Regions from separate parts of the Homo sapiens genome. Here all the other regions are linked to region 1. The links are chromatin contacts, found by Hi-C or POLR2A ChIA-PET in ENCODE. All regions are on one chromosome and are shown on one strand. The core of a region is the stretch at or near the end of the contact, and the rest is flanking DNA. Distances in the headings are between cores, read along the strand shown.

What was found. A loop is a pair of places that touch in the nucleus more often than their neighbours do. ChIA-PET counts read pairs that join two places held with the same protein, here RNA polymerase II (POLR2A). Pooled maps may share reads with other maps.
Region 2: a loop to region 1 is called in a map of heart right ventricle, with 16 times the contacts of the local background. The contact joins the promoter of LINC02992 here to the enhancer-like site in region 1. A Hi-C loop is called at or near these places in 60 of 168 maps with a recorded cell type or tissue (Caco-2, Calu3, GM12878 and 30 more), 5 of 37 single-sample maps with no recorded cell type and 37 of 50 pooled maps. POLR2A ChIA-PET finds 5 or more read pairs at or near these places in 1 of 52 experiments (HepG2).
Region 3: a loop to region 1 is called in a map of aorta, with 4 times the contacts of the local background. The contact joins the promoter of SLC35F5 here to the enhancer-like site in region 1. A Hi-C loop is called at or near these places in 7 of 168 maps with a recorded cell type or tissue (Caco-2, Calu3, HepG2 and 4 more) and 15 of 50 pooled maps. POLR2A ChIA-PET finds 5 or more read pairs at or near these places in 2 of 52 experiments (HepG2 and MCF 10A).

What each region holds. Positions count from the first base shown.
Region 1 is chr2:114,542,168-114,545,736 of GRCh38, forward strand. The region is part of intron 1 of DPP10 (dipeptidyl peptidase like 10); the gene reads left to right. Among named protein-coding and RNA genes, the nearest start is that of DPP10, 100 kb to the left of the region's middle. Within about 2 kb of position 1,369, at least 9 of the 41 ENCODE cell types and tissues checked have a DNase peak (open chromatin) inside an H3K27ac peak, as active enhancers do; they include ascending aorta, heart right ventricle, testis and 1 more, where a contact is called at or near this core.
Region 2 is chr2:113,977,715-113,981,238 of GRCh38, forward strand. It overlaps LINC02992 (long intergenic non-protein coding RNA 2992), which reads right to left and starts at 2,270. Exons shown (of 1, transcript NR_034130.1): 1 at 1-2,270. It overlaps LINC01191 (long intergenic non-protein coding RNA 1191), which reads left to right and starts at 1,855. Exons shown (of 2, transcript NR_148509.1): 1 at 1,855-2,414. RefSeq lists an enhancer at 1,723-1,872 and a silencer at 1,963-2,152.
Region 3 is chr2:113,754,304-113,758,083 of GRCh38, forward strand. SLC35F5 (solute carrier family 35 member F5) reads right to left here and starts at 2,339. Exons shown (of 16, transcript NM_025181.5): 1 at 2,067-2,339; 2 at 1,151-1,241; 3 at 862-1,003. The coding sequence starts at 2,106. RefSeq lists a silencer at 2,265-2,494 and enhancers at 2,705-2,884, 3,065-3,114.

The DNA.
Region 1 (3,569 bases), core at 119-2,618:
CTCCTGAGTAGCTGGTATGACAGGCATGTGTCACCATGCCTGGCTAATTTTTGTATTTACAGTAGAGATGGGGTTTCACCATGTTGGCCAGGCTGGTCTCGAACTCCTGACCTCAGTTGATCCACAAGTCCCAGTCTCCCAAAGTGCTGGGATTACAGGCATGAGCCACCGTGCCTGGCCGAATATCTTTATCTACTAACACCTACACTCCTTATTTGGTGGGGAATGGCATACCAGTTCTCCCCACATGCTTTCCAGAAGGCTGATTGAGTGGAACACTTGGAGCTGATGACTTGGATTTACATAAGTCTCATCTTACTAACACATCAAGGCTTTTGGATTTAAACCTCTTCAGCATCCTCTGTATCCCTAAGGAATGCAGTTTCTGCCCCTCTTATCCCTGAGTATAGAGGAGAATAAAGCTTTGGCATCAAATCGCCTTCAGTTGTGGTTGAATCCACCATTTGCTAGCCGTGTGACCCTGGGTGTCTACTTAGGCAAGGAAGACAAGCTTTCTTATCTGTAAGGTGGTAATCTGGTGAAATAAAAATGAGAAAATCTATGTTAAAAAATTCTTAGCACAGATTCTCAAACACGAATAGTTACTTAATATCTCATGACTCATTATTGCACTATGCCTCCAAAACTGAATGTGCCTCATAGTGTGGGTTTTATCAAGATTGGGATCTGCCTCTCATTTCTTAGGATGAGATCTTTCTTAGGAATACCTGTGGCTCTATTTCCTCCTTCCCCAATCATGCCTGAAACCTTGGATTGGCAAAGTCCTGCTTCATTCAAATAAGCCCTGGGTTTGCTCAAGAGAACAGTGGCTTATCTTTTCCAAGTTAATAGAATACAATTTAAATTACGTTTTCACCACAAAGACTGAGTTAATCCTGCTAGAGGCTTTTTCCATTTCCTGACCAATACGATTTGGCACTGGAGGAGACTATGGTATGTTAATAACAGTATTAATTGTTAAAATTCACTTGTTACAAAGTTTTCATTGTCTTGGTATCATTATAATTTTCCTTTTATAAGGAGAATCGACTTAAATCACTTGGCTGCTCTTTGTTCTTCCTGTTTGCTAAGCACTGGCGACGTCTTGTTTTCAGCACTTAACTGAGTGCACATCTCAGCTCTCACCTAAAGCCTTTGCCAAGGGGCTAATTTCCAACATTGACAGCATCCTCCACTCCTGCGTCCCTGAAGCAAAGCTAAAGAAAAAGTAGGAAATAGCAAGAGGGAAGAAGTAATTTCCTTCACTTCTTTCTGAGTCTGTTCATTCCTTCTTGGAATTCAGTTGAGGGTTAACTGTCTTCTCCTTTCCTGCGAATGCTTCACGCCGCCTCCTGGTGACCAAATAAAGCCATACTTTTTTTGCTGTCTTTGGAAATATTCTTCATGGCTCCTGTGGGCTGTGGGAGCAGGAAGCCAACAAAAGATAAGGTCTCAAATCTCTTCAAACAGTCCTCACACTTGCTCTGCTGCCAAGTCATTAAGCAAGCAAACTCCTCTCCCATACGGGCTGTTAACTTTTATTTGTGTAGTGCTGCTTTTAAACATGGCTGGCCTGAACTCTTTTTTTTTTTTCTCCTTGTATTGAGAAGAAACTGCCCAGCATCTGCTTTGATCACTGCAATGTCTGCTAGTCTACTAGACTTTTGGCCTATCTCAGATGACTCTTTGAATGTAGCTTGTTTTTTTTGTTGTTGGTGGTGGTGGTGGTTGTTTTTGTTTGTTTGTTTAGCCTCATTCATGTATTCATTCATTCAGGATTCATTTTTCTAATTCAACAAATTTATTTTAATCAGCTAGTATTTGACCATTCTAGATGTTAGGTATATATCAGGGAATATAGCAGTTAAAAAAAAAAAAGAAAAAATCCTTGCCCTTCTAAAGCTCACTGTCCAGTAGGGGAAGGGAGCTATGCAAGTTACTGCATATAGTGTGCCATAATGTGGTTAAGTGCTTTGGGGAAAAAGTAGAACAGGGTAAAGAAGATCAGAAGAATCAATGGGAGAGGTCTATCATTTTAAATGAAGTGGTCAGGATGGGTTCCATTGAGAAGTGAATGTGAGTCAAGACTCAAGGAACTGCAGGCATGAGCCAAAAAGCCCCACGAGGCAAGAACGCTTCAGATCCTGTGGGAGGAAACCAAGACATAGAAGCTTTTGTTCATATTCTTGGCAGTATGAGTCATTGGGGGAACACAGACTAATAAAGTATGTTTCTTGCCTTCAAAGAGTTTATAGTCTAATATAAGAAACAGGTCCAAAATAGGCAATTTCAGTAGACTGTGATTGATAAAACACTTGGCTAAGGATGCTTTAGGGGCATAAAATGGTCTGAAGAAGGTGATATTGTTAATGGCTTCTCTTTGTCAGCATTTGTTAAATGGCCTTTTGTAGAGTATAGACCACTAATTACAGAAAATAAGAGTCATTGGGGGGACTCAAATTTGTTTAGCAAGGTCTATATAAGTTAAATGATATAATAATATATTAAAATTTATACATTAAGCGTAATAATTAAGTGCTCAATTTATTGATTATATTTATATAAGCTACTACATAGCAATATATTATTAATTTATATTTAGATTGTCTCAATAGGATTAATTCATAGATTGATTATTTTAATGTATGGATTATGTAAATGTAGTTCATTATGTTTATGTCAATATATTAAATTTTTTTTTTTGAGGCAGAGTCTTGCTCTGTCACCACACTGCAGTGCAGTGGCGAGATCTTGGCTCACTGCAACCTCCGCCTTCTGGGTTCAAGAGATTCTCCTGCCTCAGCCTCCCAAGTAGCTGGGATTACAGGCGCCCGCCACCATGCCCAGCTAATTTTTGTATATTTAGTAGAGACGGGGTTTCATCATGTTGGCCAGGATGGTCTGGATCTCTTGACCTCGTGATCCGCCCACTTCAGCCTTCCAAATTGCTGAGATTACAGGTGTGAGCCACTATGCCAGGCTCTCAATATATTAAAATATTTGTTAAGTAATATGAAATTAATGTATTTTGTAAATTAAATCATTAAATAATTGATAATGAGATTTTGTGTATTTAATTACATTTTATATAAGTTAATAAATTTTAAATATTATAATTAATTTCACTTTCATTTTAACTACTTTTACAGTGGCCACTAGAAAATTTGAAATTACACATGTGGCTGACACTTTATTTCTATTTGTCAGCACTGGTCTTGATTCACTGAACAGATGGCTGGCTTCCTAGTTCCTTACCTCTTAGCATTCCAGAATGAACAAGGTTACCCCAGGTCACTGAGGGACACTGTTGAGGAGAAAAAGTTGGATTCATTGAGATCAACATACAATGTCTTTCCAACTGCCTTACCTTCTTCTTAGTAACCTGATGAGTACTTCTCATGCAGGGGATTTAGATAAAACTTTCTTAGACTTTCTGTGTGAACTGTTAGCAGGTACATGAATTTATGTGATTCTTCATTCTTTTTGCAAAAAAACAGTCTAAGTTTTACCCACTCTATAAAGTCTGTTCTCTATTTTTCAGCCGCTTGTGGTGTTCATTTACCATTCAA
Region 2 (3,524 bases), core at 1,020-3,519, 560 kb before region 1:
GACGCTGCTTATGACATAGTCACATACACAGTGTCACATAGTTAAGGGGATCAGCCACATTGAGTGTGGATCTCTCCTCCTCTCGGAGCAACGTTCCTATTGACATTCGGAGAGGCACGCTGCCCCCAGATGCTCATTTTCAAACACAGGACGTGAGCAGTTTCACAAATATCCACCAGATGGTACCTTCCTACCAGAAATTAGGTTTCAGGTTGTGAAAATCCAAATTGTTTTTCCATTCCACGGACAAGCTATAGAATTAGATGCCTATCCTGGCTACGGTCAGAGGAAAGAAAATGGGTGAGAACCAATTCCAGGGAACGACCCACGGAGTTTTTATTCTCAAGAATACCAAACAGAACTTGCAGGGTCCTTTGTGTGGTGGAGGGAGGCAGCTGCTGTGGATGAGTCATGGAAAGGCCATGTGCAAGGGAAAGACCTTGAGGTTATCTCCGGAGAGGGGTTGGTTGTAAACATCCTCAATGGCACCTTTGTTTTATCCCACTAGTTGCCAAATACCTGTGATTCTGCACAGCGCTCCTGGAATGCTCAGAAATTATGACTGGTTACTCTGTCAAAGAAAGTCTTTGTTGTAGAAACTTCCTCATTTGTTCAGGCCTTTGGGTTCTAAGCCCTGAGCCATAGTCTCCCCCGGTTGTTTGCCTGTGTGGGCTAGGGAGGGTGACTGATGTTCACCGTGGGGTGACCACCTTGTCCTGGTTTGGCAGCTGCCTTCCTGCCTTTAGCAGTGACAGTAAAGCAAACCCAGGCGGTTGGTCATCTCGGTGCACTGAGCTGTACACACCAGGGACAGTGCTGGATCCTCACGCAGGTTCAATGAGCTGGGCGATTTGAGGTGGTAGATGCCGTCTTCACATGATTAATCATTTTGTTCTTGGCATTTTCCTAGTAGGTCTCCCTGCTTCCTTTTGCCAGAAAAGGTAAAGTTCTGGAGAAAGAGGTTTTTTCTTGGCTTTTGAGTTCAGGCCTTACAGAGGTAAAACCGAGTAGATGTGGGAGAACATGTGGTAAACAGATACAACTTTCCCGGGATGGGGAGAGAAAAATAGTGAAACTCCATCTCCACTAAAAATACAAAAACTAGCCCGGCGTGGTGGCACGCGCCTGTAATCCCAACTACTTGGGAGGCTGCGGCAGGTGAATCACTTGAAGCCGGGAGGTGAAGGCCGCAGTAACGCTGTTCCCTGCATTGGATGAAGTGCTCCCCACCAAACTCTCTCACCGGAGAGGGTGGGATCTGCGGGCTCCCTGGGTGGCTTGATTTCGACACCCTGTGGGCTGCCTTCCACTCTGGTACTTTCCTCTGCCTGCTGATGCTTGAAATTCCTTGAACCGGCCACACACACCTGCTTTCTGGAATCAGAACACTGGAAAGGCTTCCTGGGACGGGAGAAGAGTGATTTACATTCCTGCCGAGGTGTAAAGCTGCGGATGGCAGGTTCTCTCCTGAGAACCGGCTTCAACTAGGAGGAGGAGGTTGGAAGCAGGACCCCGAGCTGACCTGTTGACCAGGAGAGGAGTAAGCAGAAGGGAGGCAGGAGCGGGCGGAGGAGAGAAGGCCGGGGAGCCGGGATGGGGGTCACCGCCCCCGGGGAGCCGGGATGGGGGTCACCGCCCCCGGGGAGCCCGGATGGGGGTCACCGCCCCCGCCCCCGTGATGCCGAGCTGAAAAAGACAGTCTCCAGGTAGGATAATCCGTCACACTAGATGCATATAGCTTCATGCAAGAAGAGCGACTGTTGCGCTGTCTTCTACCCCCTTTGGCCGCGATCCCGTGACAATGCCGGCATCCGGGCACCAACTGGCTTTTGCGAACCGCTCTCCGCTCCCCGCCCGGATTCCGAAGCCCGGAGCCGTTTACAGTTTGAGGCGCCGTGTGCCGCCCCCTGGTGGCCGGAGGCCGTTACTGTCGCGGCTGAGGGGGCGTCCCGGTGTATCCGCAGCGCGCCCTGGCCGCCCTCTGGTGGCCGGAGGCCGTTACTGTCGCGGCTGAGGGGGCGTCCCGGTGTATCCGCAGCGCGCCCTGGCCGCCCCCTGGTGGCCGGAGGCCGTTACTGTCGCGGCTGAGGGGGCGTCCCGGTGTATCCGCAGCGCGCCCTGGCCGACCCCTGGTGGCCGGAGGCCGTTACTGTCGCGGCTGAAGGGGCGTGTCCCGGTGTATCCGCAGCGCGCCCTGGCTGCCCCCTGGTGGCCGGAGGCCGTTACTGTCGCGGCTGAGGGGGCGTCCCGGTGTATCCGCAGCGCGCCCTGTCCCGCCATATACATTCCGTGCTTTTCAAACACCCGCCGTGGGCTAAGCATGGGACCCACGTGGGGCGGGGACACACGGCGATAAAGAGCCAGGCCCTCGCTGCCAAGGAGCTTTCCCGTAACACCGATGCATCAAACAAAAGGTAGTAAAAGTGCCTGGGTTTTTGCGTTGAAATATCTTTCCCTTCAACTCCCCACAAGGTGCTTTTACTCCCCGTCATCACCACCGCCTGCCAGAGGCAGTAAACTTGGGTCCAGCGGGCCCCTGTCAAGCTGCATAACCACACAGTGAGAGGCTGTCTAGAGAAAGGCGTTTGTTCAGGAGCAGAGCGTTGCAACGGTAACACGCATGTCATAGTAAACTGTGCATATTCGAGGAGGCAGAGGAAGAAAGGAAGAGGAAGGTTTTCAAAGAGAAAGTAAGGAGGATTTCATAATTGTTTTCAAATGGTTATCCTTGGCTACAGAGATCAATAACAAGGGGTTGCCAGTCCAAGGTTAGACAGGCAGTTGCTGGGCGAATGTCCTTGTGGAGGTTTTTTTTTGTTTTTTTTTTTTTATATATATGTGTAAGGCTGTGATGGCCTTTGTGCAAGGTTATGGTTTTGTAGAGCCTTTTGTGTTAGTTTTTGTTATCAGGCATACAAGTGTGGGAGTGCTTTCTTCTTAGCTTTCCCTAGCTCTATTTGTCAAGTTTTTTTTGGTTTGTTTTTTGTTTTTTTTTCCCAAGATGGCGTCTTGCTCTGTCACCCAGACTGGAGTGCAGTGGCACGATCTCGGCTCACTGCAACCTCCACCTCCTGGGTTCAAGCGATTCTCCCGCCTCAGCCTCCTGAGTAGCTGGGAGGTGCCCGCCACCACGCCCAGCTAATTTTTGTATTTTTAGTAGAGACGGGGTTTCACCATGTTGGCCAGGCTGGTCTCGAACTCCTGACCTCAGGTGATCCGCCTGCCTCAGTCTCCCAAAGTGCTGGGATTACAGGCGTGGGCCACTGCGCACAGCCTGAGTTTTTTTTTTTTTAAAGAAAAAACATTAGTAACTCCATTTTGATTCTTACAACTTCCACACCACCTAGCACTTTATCTCCAACCCTCGGGGACAGCTGGTCTTGTAGACTCTGGCAATTCTAGACAATAACCTCACAGACAAACCATGATTACTCATTTCCCTGGGGCATGGCTGCTCTCAGCCCTTCTACATCCCCAGTCCTACTTATTTGCTTATCTCCTGGCCAGGCAAACCTCCTTTCCCC
Region 3 (3,780 bases), core at 1,089-3,588, 790 kb before region 1:
AGAAAAAAAAAAAAAAACTTATATACTCATAGGATACAATGCCAATGTCAATATTTACTTAGCTACAATATGAGACCTGAGTATTAAACTGCTTCTTTTGAAAATTAGGTTCATTTTATAAATGCCAGTTTCCTGCTGTATATTCGCCTTAAAATTGCAACGTAGAAGTTGAAATGCAGACTTCTGAAAATAAAAGTTGCTTTTTATAGGGATCATTAACCAAGCAGAATAAAGTATACAAGTAGAAAGAAAAACTAGCTTGCAAATTCAAAATGCCACATTACTACCAATAGGTCATCAATAAAGACACAATTTAACTGAAGGAAACTGTCAAGATACAATTTAACTGAAGGAAAATTATGAGGTATACCATGCATCTTATAATAAGGTTTGAGTCAGCAAGCATAAATGTGGATGCAACCACTCATGGGCATTGTAACAGTGACCTATACATGAAAACTCATTATTTTTACTCATTTGTCCAAAAGCACTCTGAACCTTCTACTAAATGGTGACATTGTTTTGCATCCTGACAGTTATTTCACTAGAAAATAATATTTACAGAAAGAATTTGAATTTAGAAAAAAAGCCACGAGTTACACTTTCAAATGTAAGAAAATATGCATAGTCTCTCTAAGTAACCCTCCCTAAAAGATACAAGAAAACTGTATGAAACAATAAAAAGGATCATCCTTTCAGTTTTAACTTCAAGTGGCAATAATTCAACGTTTTTTAAAAATTCAATAGTATTTAAGATACTGCTTTTAGAAAGCAGGAGATTGTAACGGCTAGAGTTACTACAGGTTAAGAGTTAACATTGTGGCTGTAATGTAACATCATTCCTGGACCAAAGGTACATACCGAAGTAAGTTCAGAGGAAGCAACCCATATCACATCAACAAGCAGAAGAATAACAATCCCAAGAGCCATTCGCCTGCGCTGAGTGAAACCACTGTTCTGGGAATTCATTCGGTTCATGACAAATACACACACCATTTGCAGTCTGTTTTTTAGAAAATACAGATCACATTAGAGATGATTTTAGAAAAACAACCATTAAAAATGAGAACATTAGTATAACAGAAACATTTGACTTTTGTTAGCTAATGTTCAGTGTGAAAGTTACATAGAGGATAAACGTGGAATCTACCTTGTCTTAAGAGCCCTTCTGAGATCCTCAAGAGCAATGCCGGAAAACTTGGCAGATCTCAGTCTAAAAGGAGGTGAAGAACTCAGCACCCCTAAAAACAACCATGAAATTATGCTATGAAAACGTGAATAACTCAAGGTAAGATTCATCACATCGTTTTTTACTCTTCATCTTCAAACTCAAAGCAAATCAATGAAAAGGACCAAAATGTGTTAAACATACTTGCCACCTTTCTCAGTACTTTCATGGTATCCACTGCACGCTTCAGATTATACTTAGAGAGATACGCGATACGGGGCGGGCAGGGAGGGGGAGTAATATACAACATACGGCACATTTAAGAACAGTTAACTACCAGAAAATAGCTTCTCTGAGTTTCACAAATACGGAACTCCATTCACCTCTCCATCCAGAGGAATCCATCCCTGGGGACAGCGTCTAGACACTGTTTCTAAAAGTGTCTTTTCTGTCCCTGATCTGCTGGAGTGGAATTTGGTTATCGGAGAGTAAGTGATTTGCTGTGGGTCTTGAAGGCACCTTTCCAATCTCTTCAAGTGGTAAAAGAAAAGGATTCTCCATGCTCCTCCACCCACCTCTATCAAAACATCCAGTCATTTTAAAAGAAACAGCTGGGAAAAGAAATCATCCTTCTGTTTTGGAGCGGGGAAGACAGTTAAGGCAGCGACGCCTCCCCGGGGAGCCGAGGCGAGGGCGCACGCACGGCTTCCTCAATTGCCAGCGGTGGGCGCAGGGCTCCGGCGCCCCTGTCAGCTCCCGCTCCCTCCGCCCCTAGAGACCTTCACGGTTTCGGTCAAGGCGCTCCTGCTGCCACCGAGGGCAGGAGGTGGTGCTGCTGGTGGGCACTCCGTCCCGGTTTGGGCTCCGGTGATGTCGGGGCCCTTCCCTGCCTGCCTACCTGGCCTTCCTGCCCCGCGATGGCGTCGTGGCGGCACCATGAGCGGACCGGTCAGGCCCCGCAGCCGCCCAGCGCCACGGCCGCGGCCTCGGACTCACAGAGCTGTCACCGCGCCTGACATCGCGCCGCACTGGAGGCCCAGCTCCTGAAGACGCGGTGCCCCTCAGGGAGAGGCTCCCGACACCACCCAACTCCACTCGGCCCAGGAGGGCGTGGAGCGGGTGAGGGGAAGGGACGGCACAGTCAGCTATGGCCGCGGAGGCCCGGAGATCTGCTCTGGCCCCGGCCCCGCCCCCGGCTTGCCCTCCGCGCGGCCCCGCCCCCAGTCCCCAGCCCGGAAGCGGTGGCGCGCGGGTGACGTCATAGGGGCGCGACGGCGGACTGCGCGCGGTCGCGTATGCAGCGAGGCTTGGCGGAGCTAGGGGAAGTAATGCGAGGCTCTGGTCGCCGAGCGAGGGCTCGCGGCGGCGAGGCGAAAGAAGAGAGAAGATAGGAAGAAGGGAAGTAGGGCGAGGTGGAGGAAGAAGAGGAAAGCGAGCGTGGGTGTCTGGGGCAGAGCAAAGGACGAGGGAGTGGCTAAACCTCCGCCCGCCTTAGAACGAAAGCTGGCCGTTCCGTTTCACAAACTGCGAACCTGAAACTTCGGATATCCCTTTCTCGATGACAGCCGAAACGCAAAGTGGCTTAGAGTACTTTTGATTCTTGAAACCTTTTGTATATAAACAAGATCTCAGCTCTAGGAGTTACAACCTACATCCTAGGCCAAGCTACTTCAACTTCTCTGGTCCTCGGTTTCCTTGTCTACGATAATGATAGTACCTGCCACATTGGTTTTTTGTGTGTATGCTAGGATTGCATGAGTTTACATATGTGAAGGACGTAGATCAATTCATGGCACATAATAAGAACCTCACAGACGTCAGCAATTTTTTGTTCGTTCGTTTGTTTTGAGACAGGGTCTTTCTCTGCCACCCAGGCTGCAGTGCAGTGGCACAATCACAGCTCACTGCAACCTCTGCTTCCCGGGCTCAAGCGATTCTCCAGCCTCAGCTTCCAGTGTAGCCGGGACTACAGGCGCAAGCCACCAATGCCCGGCTAATTTTTATATTTTTTAGTAGAGACAGGGTTTCGCCATGTTGGCCAGGCTGGTCTCGTACTCCTAGTCTTAAGTGATCCGCCCGCCTCGACCTCCCGAAGTGCTGGAATTACAGGCATGAGCCCTGCCAAATGTTGGCAGTTATTAAACTGTATAGATTTGTTCCTTAAATATTTTGACTATTCCATGAGAAAGGTTTGTCCAGCATCTTGATTTCTATCTACAAAACAAAAACAAGACTAAAGGGTTCAGTAATTTAACATCTTGGTCAGATGGCGTGAAGAAATTAAATTTTCTTACTCCTATAGTCGCGATGTAGTGTACCTCTTACCTTTTAAGTCTCGTTTCAGTGAAGTTGAATGCATATTCTAGCAACTAATAAAACAATACCAATGAACATTTTTTAATTGATCGAATCAGTTTCAAACTATCAGCATCAAACACCTCTAATAAGTCATTCAGAAACCTATTGTGCAGAGTAAAAAAAAAAACCAACCAGGCCGGTCGCGGTGGCTCATGCCTGTAATCCCAGCACTTTGGGAGGCCGAGGCAGGTGGATCACGAGGTCAGGAGATGGAGACCATCCTGGCTAACACGGTGAAACCCCGTCTCTATTAA